Linked DNA regions of Mus musculus: region 1 is linked to region 2. Evidence: chromatin loops called from intact Hi-C (ENCODE). Cell type or tissue: heart. All regions are shown on one strand. Each heading gives the region's core, and the rest is flanking DNA. Links, peaks and the distances in the headings are about the cores only. Region 1 has its middle 9.4 kb from the start of Eps8l3. Region 2 holds the start of Gnai3 (guanine nucleotide binding protein (G protein), alpha inhibiting 3).

Region 1 (5,368 bases), core at 198-5,197, 280 kb after region 2:
TGAAGATGGGCTTCGGGTGTAGAGCACCATTTTGCTTTTGCCAGTGTAGGAATACATCTTTTTCCTTGCTCCTGACTGTATGTCCTTTCTGGAGAATGGGTAAATAGAGTTAGGTTCAGAAATAAGTTCTTGGGAGCCACTGTTTAGGGCCAGGAAATAGGGTCAGGATCTCGGAGGCACCCCAGTTCCTAGTCCACTCCAGGTCCCTAAGTCTCTAAACCCTCAAGTCAGAAGCCATCGTTGAGAACTCACTCTCACCATGTGGATCATGGGGCGGCATGTCTGGGCCTCCCCTCCTTGTCCCAACAAACAACTCCCAAGGGGGCCTCTCCTGCTTCTCAGGGCTCCTTGTGCCAGCTCTCGCCTGCATAGGGGATGCTTGAGTTCAGCATTCCCTGGACTCCCTCACCCTGAGGGCCTTGGAGCTTAGTTGTCCTCAGAAGCCTGGACCTTGGACTGTGATTCAAGGCAGACATCTCAGGAGGCCTAGCAGAGGAGGTTGGTTAAAGGCCACTTCCGGGAAGAAAATGTTCTTGGTGATCCCTGGGTGGGAAAATGTCCATGAGGTGAAAAGGGGATTTCCATAAAAGGGCTAGCACTCAGTTTTGAAAATCTAAATAGAAAAAAAAAAAAGGCCACATGAATGTGAGTTTTATTCAGTGTCTGTTCTAAGACATGGGCCCATCTCAATGCTCCGCATCAGCCCTTTGAAATAGATTCAGAGAGTTTCGTCTCAGTTTACAAATGAACAAACAGAGGAGGTACAGACTTGTCCCAGTCCCATCCAGTGAACAGCTGGAGCACACTGAGACCCTAAGCAATGGGCCTGCTTGGGGACGAGTCCCTGGGAGAGGTAACAAGATTACCCCAAGATCTGTGAGAGGGGGGTTTGGTTTATTCTTTTCTGTATTTTCACCCTTTTCCAAAGGTATTTTTAGAAAATGCTTTCCTCCCATCCCACCCCACACAAAACAAATCAATTGTGTGTGTGTGTGTGTGTGTGTGTGTGTGTGTGTGTGTGTGTGTGTGTGTGTGCAGTCTCCACAGAGAAGCCTAGGTTTCCCAGGTTCTTTGGTTCCTTCACAGTTCCGATCTCATTTTTATGCAGAACAATATGTGCTCTGCAGCCCCAGCTGCTGCTGAAGCCCTCATTAAAAGAAACTGGCGCTCTAGAGCTGCGCTCAGTTGGAGCCTCCCCACTCCCACCCCACCCCACCCCAACCCTACCCTGACTGGCTTCAATTCTTCGAGTTTGAGGTTCATTGTGGTTGAAAGGGCTGATGTAGGTCACGCTCTGGAGCAGAAGAAAGGGACTTCACAAATCCTCCCCAAAGGTGACCTCAGAAGTTCTGCCTGCTGCTCCCGCTCTGTGGAGCAGATCCCCTCACCCTCTGAGCCTCTCCTCCAGGCGATCTCTCCCCAGCTCCCTCAGCAACCCAGCAAACAGGCAGGCTGCAATGCCCTGGAGCAGTCCTCACCGTCGTCCTCCCTGGGAGGCCTGGGTAAAGAGGCAAACTGCAGCTCCCCCTCATGAAGAGTCTGCCTCCCGTATGAGCAAGGAATTTTGGGTCTAGATTTTACCACTCCCCAGGGGTTTGGATGAGAATGTAGTGTCTCACCTCAAACTTTTCCTCAGAATTAACCAGAGCCGAGTTATGAGCTGAGCTCTGAAAAGTGCTCTGACCACTCAGTCTCCTGGATGCGTCTCCTGGGGTATTCTGGCACCACAGACATATGGTTGCTTGCTCTGTGATATTATGTTCTGAAATTCAACGGTGGTAGAGCAAGGAGCCCTGGCTGCCCAACTTGATTCTTAGTGGCTTCTGTATCTAAGTGGCGCCTGCAGACCGCCTTGCAGGGGCCCTCGGCCGTTCTCCTGTATAGGAGGCAGCCATGGCGCCCAGCCAGAATGGCATGATCCTGAAACCCCACTTCCACAAGGATTGGCAGCAGCGAGTGGACACTTGGTTCAACCAGCGGGTGCGCAAGATCCGCAGGCGCAAGGCCCGGCAGACGAAAGCGCGTCGCATCGCCCCTCGCCCCGCGTCTGGCCCCATCAGGCCCATCGTGAGGTGCCCTACAGTGAGATACCACACCAAGGTCCGGGCTGGCAGGGGCTTCAGCCTGGAGGAGCTCAGGGTGGCTGGCATCCACAAGAAAATGGCTCGCACCATCAGCATCTCTGTAGACCCGAGGAGGCGAAACACGTCCACGGAGTCACTGCAGGCCAACGTGCAGCGCCTGAAGGAGTACCGCTCCAAGCTCATCCTGTTCCCCAGGAAGCCTTCTGCTCCGAAGAAGGGAGACAGTTCTGCTGAAGAACTTAAGCTGACAGGACCCGTGATGCCCATCCGGAATGTGTACAAAAAGGAAAAGGCCAGAGTTATCACAGAAGAAGAGAAGAACTTTAAGGCTTTTGCCAGTCTCCGAATGGCCCGTACCCAATGCCCGACTCTTTGGCATCCGAGCAAAAAGGGCGAAGGGAGCTGCAGAGCAAGATGTTGAAAAGAAAAAATAATTCCATGTTGGAGAGTTGCAATAAATTTTCCATAAAGAAAAAAAAAAAAAAGAATAGGTATGATAAGCGTGGCTTGTGGCTGTTCCTTCATAGCCTGCTGTTATAGGCCTCAGAAAAGAACCCAGAACCCAGGCCATTGAAAGCCCTGCTCCATGAGCCCTGTGCAGGATTCCCAGACAAGGCCTGATGGAAGATAACAGCCGTGGAACACGTCTCTTAGGGTGTGCTTGGATCCAGAGCCCTGCAGGTCTCTGGGGTTTGTCACTCTTGAGGCTGACAATCCTAGGGCTTGAATGGGCAGCTGTGACACCCTGAGTGGAGCCCAGCTTCTGGCAGAGTCATGGCCTTGGGGACTCAAAGCAGATTGTGCTGGCCCATCAGTTTTTACTAAATGTGGCCATCTGGGCTCGAAAGCACCTTAGGGCGAGCACTGCTCTTCTCTTTCTGACTCCCTACAGCACTCTCTCAGATAGGGTGCTCACAGATAGCAAAGGTGGGCCCCTTTGAACTCTCAGAGCCTGTGTCCTCGTCTACAAAATGCTGACAGGCACAGCTACTATTTACAGAATATGTGACCTGTGGCCTAGCTAGGCTCTGTATTTAAACTTGTCACACACCTACACAGCGCTGGTCCTTTAAGGTACTTTAGACCCCAGGCAAGCCCTAACGCATAGAACCTTGGTTATTTGCAGAGATGTGCGAGCTCCCTCTGCTGGCTAGTAGGTGAATTGTAGCGAAGGAAGGCGAGGTGAAGGTAGAACCACTGGCTGTCAGCAGGAGGTGCCAGCTCACCCTGTTAATAGTACAGACGAGGAAACTAAGACCAAGGCCAGCCACCTCACTGAACGGCCTCTTTCAAGACTGCCTGTGTGGATCTGGGGTTTAGGAGCTCCCATATGCAGAGAGGGGAGCCATGCGGTTCAGTTTGAGCCTTCCCAAGCCCCATGCAGAGCCCATCCTACCCATCCCCTCTGGCACTGCCAGGTAGAGCTGCAGGAACCAGTAGCGTGGGGCACAGGTACAGGGAGGCTGCTAAGCTGTCCCTTCCTCCTGCTAGCAAGCTGGACTTTGAGGGAAGATCTGAGGGCTTTGTGGGGTCAGCAATGCTGGACTGTGGAGTCTGTCTGGAGAACATCACTCCTTGGAAGCAGACACTAGAGAGCTGGTGTCTCTCAGCCTATGTGCTGTTCAGGTACGGGTAGGAACTGCATCATCTTCTAAGGCCTGCTGGGATATGCTCCTGTGACTGGTAATGACACTGTTGTGTCTAGGACCAAGAGGACTTCAGAGGGGAATGCTATCAGGCTCAGAAGATTCTGGAAACTTTGTAAATTCCCCCTGTGTATCACTCATGGCAGCTACTCTTTCCTGAATATCCCTCGGCTTGGAGCTGTGATGTATTTGATAGACATTGTATTTTATTGTCAATGCCTGCTATAAGTATATAGGAGGTATATTAGGTGTATATCTCGAATCTGAGTCTTGAAGAATTAAAACAGCCATTCTCAACCCCCCCCCCCCCCGCGCCCTTGGAGGTCAAAGGACCCCTTCACAGGGGTCGCCTAAGACCACTGGAAACTAGGCACTTACATTACGATTCATAACTATAGCAAACTTGAGGAGGGGGGGGGGGCACCAGGGAGTGCGATGAAACTAAGTGTTCAAGGAGATAAACAGATTAAAGAAAAGCTGATGCAAATGTAATAAAGGGAGCGGTGACGCCAGGGAAAGACTCCACCCAGCTTAAGCTTCCAGCTTGGGAAAAGAAATTTTAAAAAAATTTAGGGCCAGGTGTTGTGGCACACACCTTTAATCCCAGCACTTGGGAGGGGGCAGGGGGGTCTGGAGAGAGTGTTCCAGGACAGCCAAGCTCAGTGAGTGAAGGAAACCACCCAAATCAGGAAGCTGATGGAAATATATTTGAACAAGGAGGCCATGTTCCAGTCCCAGCAAGCAGCAGAACTTGGCAGCTTCAGCCACATGGTTCTGGACTCTCCCTCCGAGACTGAGCCACTGAGTTCAGATGTGTACCAGGGATGTCCCTGCATGGAGACCCAGAGAAGCCTCTGCGTAAAGCTATGATGGTGAAGCCTGGATACCTTGGAGACGCCAAGATGTTGGAGATGCCAGAGTTGTGGATACCTGCCAAGGAGAGCTGCTAACAGGGAGTGGAACCAGCCCAAGCCAGAGAAGTGTGTTGCAGTCAACAAAGCTGAAAGGGTTTGGAGATCTGAAGAGCGAGCGCTTTGACATTAGACATGGAGATGCAGAGTTTAGAGTTTACCCAGCTGCTTTCCGTCTTGTTTTGGTCCAGGGTCTCCTCACTGTGCCCTCTTCCCTCCCCTTGGGAGTCGTAATGTGTATTCTGTGTACTGTACTTAATCTGCTCTAGCTTTGCCTTTATAGGAGATTACAGTTAAGAGATTGTCATGAGACTCAGAAGAGACTTTGGACTTTTAAACAGTATCGACTCTGTTCTAGACTGTGGCACCTGAGTGCATTTTTGCATTCTGATAGGGCTACTAGCCTTTGGGAGGTCGGGGAGTGCCCCTATATAGGTGTGGCCCTGTTGGAGAAAGCTTGTCACTAGGGGTGGGCTTTGAGCTTCCAAATGCTCAAGCCCGGCCTAGTCTCTCCCCTCCTCCCCCCTCCCTCCCTCCACTTCTCTCTGTGTGTATGTGTCTGTATTTCTCTGTGTTTCTGACTCTATCTGTGTGTGTGTGCATCTGTGTTGCTCTGTGTCTCTGTGTGCCTCTTTTTCTCTCTGTCTCTCTGTCTCTGTCTCTCTCCTCTCTGTGTCTGTATCTCTCTGTTTCTGACTCTGTATGTGTGTATCTGTCTGTCTCTGTT
Region 2 (5,368 bases), core at 55-5,054:
CGTGGATGGAGACGCCCCGGCAACGCTCTGAGTCTCTCAGTAGCCGCTCTACTATGGTTACCAGCTCCGGGGCTCACCAGACCACCCCACACCGGACGTTTGGGGGTGGGAAGGCAGCAGTGGTCCTCCTGGCTGTAGGGGGACAGTTCTTGCTTTGTTGGTTGCCCTACTTCTCTTTCCATCTCTATGTTGCCCTGAGCGCACAGCCCATTTCAGCAGGACAGGTGGAGAACGTGGTAACCTGGATTGGCTACTTTTGCTTCACTTCCAACCCCTTTTTCTACGGATGTCTCAACCGTCAGATCCGGGGCGAGCTTAGCAAACAGTTTGTCTGCTTCTTCAAGGCAGCTCCAGAGGAGGAGCTGAGGCTGCCTAGTCGTGAGGGCTCCATTGAGGAGAATTTCCTGCAGTTCCTCCAGGGGACCTCTGAGAACTGGGTTTCTCGGCCCCTACCCAGTCCTAAGCGGGAGCCACCCCCTGTTGTTGACTTTCGAATCCCAGGCCAGATTGCTGAGGAGACCTCAGAGTTCCTGGAGCAGCAACTCACCAGCGACATCATCATGTCCGACAGCTACCTCCGTCCCGCCCCCTCACCAAGGCTGGAGTCATGACGGACACCAGGAGGGAAATAAAGCTTGGGACTGGTTTATGATTTCAAGGACTGCTTTTGCGGCTGGCTGGGGTCTGGGCTAGGGTCTCTGGACTTAGCTTTTGCTTGGTGTTTCCTGGGTCAGGCCCAGAATCGACAGGATGGACATGTGGCAAAAAGCCTTGGACTTGGCTGGGATCTTTGACTATTGGGGGAGGGAACCTGGGTATGGTGAGACGTTGATGAGAGAAAAGGGTGACAAAGGTGAGGGAAAGCCTTTCTTCCAGTGTACTCTTCAGGCCTCGGGAGACAGGGAAACTTCCTAAGGGTAGGCGGTGGAGCAGCAGGCTAGGAACAGTTAATCTGGGGACTGTTGAGGTTGACCTCTTTCCAGAGTAGTAGTCCAGACTAATGCTTACTCTGAGACAAGGTAAGAAAGCGGCCCACATCTTCTCATTTGCCATCTCGGCAAGTGTTTCATGAGTTAACAGATCCCTTCCTAAAGTTAATGTCTAGAGTGAGAAGACCTGTAGGGGTGAATTGGATTTGGCCAGCAGCAAGGAAAAATTGCAATCAGGGTAGTGGAGGAGAAGACAGAACAACTCTGCAACTCTCTCCTATTCTCTTTCCTGCACATATGAAATCAAGTGTGGGTCCTGACCTCAGCAGAGATGAGCAGGAGGCAGGATGCCCTTTCCCTCCTTGTCTTTTGAGTAACTAGGAATGACTCGGGGGTCAGAGAGCTGAGGGTGGGTGTTAGCCTTTGAATTGGTAACGTGGCTGGATACAGAAAGGCCAGGTAAATTACTCTGATCAATAATACTGCCAATCTTTTCTTTCCAGGACTGGCCTCCCCGATCTATCTCCTCATGGCAGTGACCCACTTCCAGCCCCCTGGACATTCGGGTACAAGAGACTCAGGTCGGGCAAGGGAAGGGTGGGGTTTCCATTGTCCATGAAATGTCTCCCTGTTCCCCATCATTGCTCTCAAAATTAGCTTCTGTGACAAAGACTTAAATCTGTCTCCTACCTGCAGCCCTAGGTTGGAGAGAGAGCAGAGAATTGGGCCTTGCTGCTTATTGATTAAGACTATAGGGGCTGTGTTGGTTAGTATCAGCAATGGTATTTTCAGCGGAAAGGGATTAATTGCAAGCTGGACAGGTTTCCCCTCTGGGTCCTGTTCATTCCATTTCCCTCAACTGAATACTAAAGGGTCAAGGTAGAACCAGAGGGGGATGTGGGCTATAGCTGAACAAATTTCTGGCTCACTCAACATGAAAGGGGGAAAGTGGGTTGGGGTGGAGTAGTTTCCCCTTTGAACAACCAATAAATTTTATGATAAAAAGTTATATTAATATCAACACTGACTCCTTCGGTTCTATTCAATGCATGAATAGCTGAACACCAACATCCCCCGGGGCATACACATATGATGTGCCACCTCTGCCTTCAAGGACTTCACAGGCTAACTCGACCAGATATTTGTATTTTTGTAGAGCATTTAGGTCTGATAAAGTTATACAGTAAGGAAAAATTATATCTATGGTTCTGACTTTTGAGAATATATTGAAGTTGATGCATAAGAGACTCCATGCAGATGCGGAAAGTGTGGGGAGTGTAAGCAAAACTCTCTAGGGAAGAAAATAATCTACTAAATAAAACTGGGCAAACAGCTTTTTCCCTCTTTGGCTTAGGTACATTTACAGGTTTCTGTCTTCCTATCATTGGTGTTCTTCTAGTCTGGAGCCTATTACACTGAGGAAATCCTTTAGAAAGTAACACACGGCAAATGGGAGTCCTTCCAACTTTAGAGCCCTTCCCTTTCTTTTGAGATAAAGCTCATGCTGAGAGGTCTCCTTCCTAGTACATCATAGGGAAAACTTTCACATACTATTACTCCACCAATCAGCTAGTAGGACCCAGAGACTGCCAGTAGGTGGCAGTGTGAGCCCAGCAGACAGGAAACGTAGACATGTAGGGTGAGAGAGGGATGTGAGAGAGAGAGAGAGAGAGAGAGAGAGAGAGAGAGAGAGAGAGAGTTAAATATTGCTTGGCAGCCATTTTGTTAAGTTTTCCTTTTTTAACTTTGCCCTTCAACCCTTGCTTCACATTAAAAGGAAGTTTTAAGAGCAAGGATATTTCTAAGTCATATTGAAATAAGCCGACACTGAGATCTTATTGCCATTAACTAGCAAGCTGCCATGTTTTCCCTGGCTGTAGGAACAGATCATAAAGGAAGTAAAACTTTCCTAGTATTGTGAAGAGAACTTTCTCCACAACTTTTGCTATGGCCACTGTCCAGGAATTTTCTAGTCACTGAGACGGACTGGTAAAGTTCAATATCCAATCCTTACCTCCTGGAGGCGGTTCCTGGACACAATCTCCCTTACAAGCCGAGGAAGCAACAGGGTGAGATGATCCATCCTGCCAGTTTTGCCAACATCTTGGTATCGAGGTGACTGCCATCCAAAAACCTTAGATGCTCTGTTGTCAGGGGTCTCCCAGCTATACCTTCTAGAGAGGTCTGGTAGAAAGAGGGCGTGAAGTTGAAACTAGACAGATGTACTTACTGTGTGGACGTGGGAAAGCGACTGAATTCCTCTGAGCCCATTTTCTCATTGGCGACAATGGGGATTAATATTACCTACCTCACAGGGTTGTTGTGAGGATTAAGAGATGAGACATGGAAGTGCCTACCTGGCAAAAAGGTACTCAATAATGTTGTGTTTCCCCCTTTCCTCTTGACCCTTTCCCCCCTAGAAGTGATCAGAAAGGAAAAGCAGTTTCTTTTGGAAATGAGTGGGAGACTTTCCAGACTTGGAATTGACAAGCATTATGGGTGACGTGGACGAGGTTAATCTAATTAGATGGTTCTAATTAATTAATTTTCACTATAGACCTTTCTCTTGGGAATTTGTAGCTTAAGTTACCTCCTACTAGAGAAATGTTTTAAATTCCAGGGAAATGTTTCAATGGCTGTAAAAAAATGCCCCTTCTTAAAACGGGTGTTGAGTCATTGTGGGTCTATTTAGTAGGGACTTTAGGATATTCTTCACAGAGCCAATATTCAGGAGATAGTAGAAAGACAACTTTTACCAAACTTCCCCCTTTCTGTGGCTATCACAGAGGAACTCTTGTTAGATTAGAGATTAGCTCGTTTATTTCTGGGTATGGAACTAAGTCCTCAGGTTTACCTGGAAGAAAGGGAAGCGTGGAAATATTATAAATGAATTACACCTAGTTTCATATTCTAATACTTACTACCTATTTTTCACTCTCTATTACTTGATGCGGTCGAGTGATCCTTTGCCAACATAGGAGTGCCAGGCATATGTACAGCTCACAGAAATCCATACGTTGTAGCAGAAGGACTAATATATACTTGGCATAATGGGTGTAGCCAGAGGAATGGGTGAACATCCAGGCTGGGCAGCTCAAGGATCAGACGGAGGGAACTTTGGCTGAAGTGCCCAACACGCGGCTCTGGACAGAGACCTGGGCTCCAAATCACAGATGAAAAGGAAAAAAGGTTTTTTTGTTTGTTTGTTTTCTGGAGAGGGAGGCTTTTCCCAACAGCAATTCCCAGAGGACTGTGAGCTCTCATTTGAGAATCTGATCCTCACCGCCAAACCTCCAGAGCACACCACGTGCTGGAAGTCCCGCTTTTTCTACACTTGGAATCCAAGTCCAGGAGCCGGAGAAGTAAAAGGGTATTAAGGCTGGGAGGTGCGGAGCGAAGGCTCGCCATCACTCCACGGGGACAGTCAGGTACCAGGGAACTTCCGCTCTCCGTACCACCTCCGCCTCCCACTGGCACAGCGCTCTAAGTAGTAACGGCCGCTGGGCGTCGCCGGAAGTGTCGTAAACAGCACACATCCGGTTCTTCCGGGAGCTAGGGGAGCTGACGGAGAAGGCCACCGCCCAGCAGAAGACCCGTCTCCGCCGGTGTGTGGCGATTCCCGCGGTGTGTGTGAGTGAGCCCGGGCCCGGTCCCCTCTCCCGCCGCCGCCATGGGCTGCACGTTGAGCGCCGAGGACAAGGCGGCGGTGGAGCGGAGCAAGATGATCGACCGCAACTTGCGGGAGGACGGGGAGAAAGCGGCCAAAGAAGTGAAGCTGCTGCTGCTCGGTGAGGGGCTGGGGGCGGAGCTGGAGCGCTGGAGCCGGAGAGCCCGGCCCCGGGAGCAGCCGGAGCTGATCGGGGTCTGGCCAAGGCCGGCAGAGAGGACCCCAAAGGGACAAGGAGGGGATGCCCAGCAATGGGGCGGGTACTGGGCTTGGCGACTGAGGCCCCGGAAGGCGTGGGGATTTCAGGTTGGAGAGGGTGTAACCCGGCTGGGATGGTACTTAGTAGAGTTGGGGAGTTTGGAGCCCCGAGACTGTGCTGGGAATCCGGGCACGGCTCTTAAAGGGAGGGACCGAAATTAGGGAGGGTTCACACTGGGCTGGAACGTGTTGAGGAGGATAGTGTATGGTGTCTGGTGGGGCCTGTCTAGGGTTTGTGTGAGTTTGATACTTGATGTCAGGATAAAGCTGGAAGGATTGAATGATTAAATAGCGAAGCTAGTACAGAGAGGGTCACATAAAGAACTTGCTCGCAAGTCTTTTTGTGCTGTTAGTGAGGTGGGTTGTCCAGGAACACCCAGGAGGCGGTTGAAATAAATGACAGGTTCTTAGGTATAAAAGAAAAGACCTTGGGTGCAGAGGCCACTAATACTTTTTTCAACTTTTTTTTAAAATCTCTCTCTCTCTCTTTTTTTTTTTTAAATTCTCTTGAGCT

The links. Peaks named below come from ENCODE experiments on the same cell type or tissue, not always from the same donor. Only the 100,000 strongest peaks of a DNase experiment are listed, where the experiment ranks them.
Region 1: it touches region 2 in a loop (10-fold over the local background); 16 of 42 quality-filtered maps call a loop at or near these places.

What each region holds. Positions count from the first base shown.
Region 1 is chr3:107,865,169-107,870,536 of GRCm38, reverse strand. It overlaps the pseudogene Gm5075. Among named protein-coding and RNA genes, the nearest start is that of Eps8l3, 9.4 kb to the left of the region's middle. In heart, for the core only: no CTCF peak of the experiment used is centred there; DNase peaks (open chromatin) are centred at 446, 2,164 and 3,266; H3K27ac peaks cover 303 bases; H3K27me3 peaks cover 848 bases.
Region 2 is chr3:108,145,237-108,150,604 of GRCm38, reverse strand. Gnai3 (guanine nucleotide binding protein (G protein), alpha inhibiting 3) reads left to right here and starts at 4,453. Exons shown (of 9, transcript NM_010306.3): 1 at 4,453-4,717. The coding sequence starts at 4,600. Gpr61 (G protein-coupled receptor 61) reads left to right here. Exons shown (of 3, transcript NM_001305461.1): 2 at 1-853; 3 at 1,433-2,284. The coding sequence ends at 611. In heart, for the core only: CTCF peaks have their summits at 2,503 (motif pointing right) and 4,428; DNase peaks (open chromatin) are centred at 2,524 and 4,454; H3K4me3 peaks cover 1,447 bases; H3K27ac peaks cover 2,190 bases.